Linked DNA regions of Homo sapiens: region 2 is linked to region 1. A link is a loop called in an ENCODE intact Hi-C map of the cell type or tissue named here. Cell type or tissue: thyroid gland. All regions are shown on one strand.

Region 1 (2,500 bases):
CAGAAAAGTATTCACACTTTGAGTCCCCTCAACTTTGGCTGAACTAATAGCAATTACATTAAAAATGTGTCTGCCCTTCATCTTCTTTGACTTTGATATTAAATATCTCTACTAATAACTCAGTTGCCTAAAGTCGTTACTGCTACCTCATATTTAATTAGGCCCAACCTGGCCACTCCAACCATATAGGAGACTCAGGCAAGAGCTCAGATGTAGGCTCAGGTTAAAGTTCCAGTGTGGATTCAGGTGTGGGCCCAGGTGCAGCCTCAGGTGTAGTCTCGGGTGAGGGCTTAGGTGCAGCCTCAGGTGTAAGCTCAGGTTAAAGTTCCAGTGTGGGCCCAGGTGCAACCTCAGATGAGAGCTCAGGTGTGGGCTCAGGTGCAGCCTCAGACGAGAGCTCAGGTGTGGGATCAGGTGCAGCCTCAGACGAGAGCTCAGGTGTGGGCTCAGGTGCAGCCTCAGACGAGAGCTCAGGGGAGGGCTCAGGTGCAACCTCAGATGAGGGCTCAGGTGTGGGCTCAGGTGCAGCCTCAGATGAGAGCTCAGGTGTGGGCTCAGGTGCAGCCTCAGATGAGGGCTCAGGTGTGGGCTCAGGGTGAGAGTTCAGCTTGCTGCTTGGCATGTGAACCCCAGGCCTACCCTTGGCTTTTGAGCTAGTGTCTGTGCCTGGGCTTTCCCGCGACCATGGCGGTGCATTCAGCACTCACAGTACCGCATTTGCCTTCACAGCGGTGAGTGCACGCATTGCCTTAGCTCCCATTTTTACTAGTGAATGTAACAATTAATTAAATAAATACAATTACTAATGAAACCAATGGTAACAATGCTGATGATGGGTAGTTTTAACAACTCATCTGATTAAGCCGAGAAGCAGTTCAACAGCAATGAGGGCAAGGGAGCGGCCCCAGAGATCCACGCCCTCCCAGGCCTCCCTCGACAACAAGGTCTGCTCTTCCCCCACAGCGGCCACACGGGGGCGCCGCAGGACAGCGCGGAGTGGGCCGGGAGAGGGAGGGGAGCGAGGAGAGGGATGGGGTGGGGGGGCCGGGAGAGGGAGGGGAGCGAGGAGAGAGGGAAGGGGTGGGGGGGGCGGCCAGGAGAGGGAGGGGAGGGAGGAGAGGGATGGGGGTGGGGGGGCCGGGAGAGGGAGGGGAGCGAGGAGAGGGATGGGGTTGGGGGGCGGCCAGGAGAGGGAGGGGAGCAGAGAGAGGGACAGGTTGGGGGGGCCGGAAGGGGGAAGGGGGAAAGAGGAAGGGGAGGGGAGGGGAAGAGAGAAAGAGGGGCGCTGGACAGGTACACGAGGAGGGGAGAGGGACGGGGAGGGGGCTGGGAGGACCGAGAAAGGAGGGTCGGGGGAGGGGTAGGAAAGAAGGACCAGGAAGGGGGTGGGAAGGGGGTGGGGAGTGAGGAGCATGGGGGGTGGGGGGCGAAGGGCGGGGTAGGGGCCCTGGGGAGGTCGGGGAGGGGGGTAGGGGGCAGTTGAGGTCAAGCAGGCCAGGGAGCTGAGCGGTGGCCAGGGAGCTGAGCGGTGGCCGGGGAGCTGGGGGATCCCGGGTGCCTTTGGAAGCCCTGAGGGTGTTCTTCCAGGGTGGGCGGGAACCTGCAAACTTCAGGGCCCCCTGGCAGGGTGCGGAAGGACCCCGAGGGCAGGAGTGTCTGGGCAGCCCTGAGGCAGACAAAAGGAAGCCCCTTGGGAGAGGTGGGGGTCTCCCACCGTTCCTGAGGCTGCCCCCACGGCCTGCAGGGAAGGGGGTCCCAGGTGACAGTCGTGTCCTGTGTCCTGACAGGGTCAGATGCTGGGAGCTGCCCGATGGCAGGGGTGGGCTGGGAGCCATCCTGAAGTCTGAGCTGGGTGGGTTGTAGCGACGGTGCCAGCCTTCCCTTCTTCCTCTTCGGTGGCCACATTTTAGTAGCCATGCGACCAAGCGAGGTCACTGCAGGGTGGCCCCTCTTGTGCTCATATAGGGACACCTGTGCACAGGCTCCTGGGGTGGGTGGCACTGAGGGCAGGGGCGTGGATCCAGAACACAGAGCCTCCCTGCGACCTCCCTGCCCTGGGCCCCAGAACTCACCCACCCTCTGGGCCCCAGCAAGCTCCCAGCCAGAGGTGGCCTGGCAGGCGATGGGAGAAGGGCAAGGTCAGGGCCTTGTGCCCCCTGCCTGGGGCCTCAGGTGTTCCTGTGATTCCCCCACCCACAGCGCCTGAGACCACCGCCCCATAGTGCTGGGCAGAAGGGGTGGGGAGGGGCACCTGCTGTCAGCCCGAGGCGGCCAGGCTGCCCACCCAGGAGGCCCCCAGAGCCCCTGCCCCACTAGAGGAAAGCAGATTCCCCAAACCCATCCCAGGACGAGGCAGGCTTGGGCCCTCTGAGTCGGCGTGTGGGGCTCCTGCCACCCTGCAGTTGCGCCCCCGGGGCCCTGGACTCCAGTTTCTCCTGGGACCCTCGTCCCTGCAGTTGGCCCCTGAGGCCCTGGATTGGGGTTTCTCCTGGGACCCCCG
Region 2 (2,500 bases), 190 kb after region 1:
GCAATTTCTTGGTCTACATCAGAGGCAGGTGGTTCTGAAAACAGAACAGCTTTGAATTTCATCTATATTTCTGGCTGAGGGTGCCTCCCAAGAATAATCGCCTCGAAAGGTAAGAGTGCCTCGTCTGGTAGACTGTAATCCAGGGCTACACAGATGATTCTGGGAAATGCAGTTCCTACCATTTCTTCTGCTAAGCAGAGAAAGTGATGTCTAGCTGACAACTGACAATATGGCACATATAGATAGTAGTATTTTAGATATCTAAAATAACAAAAAGTCTCACCTGAGAAATGTCCAGGCAGCCTGATATCCCTAAGATAACAGCAAACACTACTGAGCGCTTTCTAGATACCGGGGACACTTCGCGGGACTTTTTCCACCTCTCTATGGCAGAGACAGTTTTTCCTATTATCATCATGACCCACATTTCAGAGGAGTTGGAGGCATGGAAAGAGGAAACAACTTGCCCGTTCCCTCTCCGTGCTATAATTTGTATACATCATCTTTTAAAACGGACTTTTCGGCCAGGCGCGGTGGCTCACGCCTGTAATCCCAGCACTCTGGGAGGCCGAGGCGGGCAGATCACGAGGTCAGATCAAGACCATCCTGGCTAACACGGTGAAACCCCGTCTCTACTAAAAATACAAAAAATTAGCCGGGCGTCGTGGCGGCCGCCTGCAGTCCCAGCTACTCGGGAGGCTGAGGCAGGAGAATCGCTTGAACCCGGGAGGCGGAGGTTGCAGTGAGCAGAGATCGCGCCACCGCACTCCAGCCTGGGTGACAGAGCGAGACTCTGTCTCAAACAAACAAAAACAACAAAAACACACACACGGACTTTCCAGAGCCCTGCAGTTTTGCGCTTCAGGGACAACAGTGAACATTTATCGATCCCATGGTTCTCCTACAATTGCCACGTGGCCAGCGTCTACACAGCCCCCCATCCTGCCCCTGCTGTCAAACACAGCGTTTCCAGAACGCAGTCGTGCTGGGCTCCAGGTGAGCTTTGGGAGGAGCCCCGGCTGAGCCCCTGCACTGGGCCCCGCGCTTCGGGAAGCATCTCGCTCGTTCGTCTCGCGCGCCGCGTGACCGGAGCCCTCACGCTGGCAGCGGGCACCGCAGGGCCCTGAGAGTCGGGCCCGCTGCGCGCAGCCAGGGGCCAACGAGAGCCGACGCTGGGCGGGCAGCGTCCGGGAGCCCCTCCGACCCTGCGCTCCCCTCGTCCGCGCCCTGACCCCGCGTCTCCGGCCGTCCAGCCCGCGCCGCGTCACCTCCCCTCCCGGAGCGAAGGGCCCTGCTCGCCCGAGGACGGAGGCCCGCACGGGACACGGGGCCCCAGTTTCCGCCCCGGAAGCCCAGGACACGGCTCCAGTGGCGGCGCGGCCCAGGGCGCAGGCGCGGGTGTCGGTCCCACCGCGCGTCGTCCTCGCCCCGGCCCCGGCCAATCCCTTCGAATTTGGCCGAGGCCGGGAAATACTAGCTAATCACGGCGCGCGCTGTTGACGCCGGCCAATGGGAGCTCCGGAAGGCTGCGTGGAGACGCCAGCGGCGGGCGGTGGACAGTCATGGCGGCCCGGCGCGGGGCTCTCATAGTGCTGGAGGGCGTGGACCGCGCCGGGAAGAGCACGCAGAGCCGCAAGCTGGTGGAAGCGCTGTGCGCCGCGGGCCACCGCGCCGAACTGCTCCGGTTCCCGGGTGGGTGCGCGCGGCGGGGGGTGCGCCGCGGCCTTCGGTGCCTCTGCCTTCCCAGGGGCTCTTTGCTCCGCTTCGTTGTCTGCGGCTGGCGTGCTGTGAACTGTGCGGTTTTTATTTTGAAAGACGGGCTTTCCCTGTGTCGCCCAGGCTGGAGTGCAGTGGCGCCATCTCGGCCCACGGCAGCCTGGACCTCCCGGGCTCAAGCGATCCTCCCGCCTCAGCCTCCCGGGTAGCCGGGAACATAGGCGCGCGCCACCGCGCCCGGTCCACGCTGCGTGTCTTTAAGTGCGGGGTATGGTGATGACTGACGTGTAAACCCGCGCGAAACCGTGGTGTCTCCCCCAAAAGTCTCCTCCAGCTCTTTTGTAATCCATGTCTCGTTTTTGTGGGTTTTTCTGGTGTTGTGTTTTGTTTGATGGCTGTTCGCGCTTTCAGGGGTTTTATAGCATATATTTAAAAGTTTTCAAGTGAAGCATTGACCTTAATCTTTGGCCACCCAGTCCACAAATTTTATAAATGCTTTCTTTGAAGTCTCTACTTTCTACCCGAGTTCTTTTTTCCTAAAGCATTTTTCATCCCAGCTTGTTTGCAGATTGCTGTTATTGCTCAGAGAAATTCCTTTGGCTTCCGCAGAAGATCCAAGCCTGTCTAGAGATTTAGTAAAGTAAAATTCAACGTGAGACTTGAGTCCGGGAGAAATTCAGTCCAAACTATATTGTAATATAGAGGGAAAGCCTGATCTCACTTGCATTTTGTGTGTTTCTCTTTTTTTCTAGAAAGATCAACTGAAATCGGCAAACTTCTGAGT

What was found. Peaks named below come from ENCODE experiments on the same cell type or tissue, not always from the same donor. Only the 100,000 strongest peaks of a DNase experiment are listed, where the experiment ranks them.
Region 2: a loop joins it to region 1, with 6 times the contacts of the local background. A loop is called at or near these places in 19 of 110 quality-filtered maps.

What each region holds. Positions count from the first base shown.
Region 1 is chr2:241,876,652-241,879,151 of GRCh38, reverse strand. LOC105373978 (a long non-coding RNA gene) reads left to right here. Exons shown (of 3, transcript XR_924077.3): 3 at 1-118. Among named protein-coding and RNA genes, the nearest start is that of LINC01237, 3.5 kb to the left of the region's middle. In thyroid gland, a CTCF peak has its summit at 974 (motif pointing right); a DNase peak (open chromatin) is centred at 963.
Region 2 is chr2:241,685,846-241,688,345 of GRCh38, reverse strand. It overlaps DTYMK (deoxythymidylate kinase), which reads left to right and starts at 1,531. Exons shown (of 5, transcript NM_012145.4): 1 at 1,531-1,692; 2 at 2,469-2,500. The coding sequence starts at 1,563. It also overlaps a transcript of ING5 not described here. RefSeq lists silencers at 1,042-1,571, 1,322-1,584, 1,632-1,941. In thyroid gland, no CTCF peak of the experiment used is centred here; DNase peaks (open chromatin) are centred at 1,035 and 1,425; H3K4me3 peaks cover 2,235 bases; H3K27ac peaks cover 1,090 bases.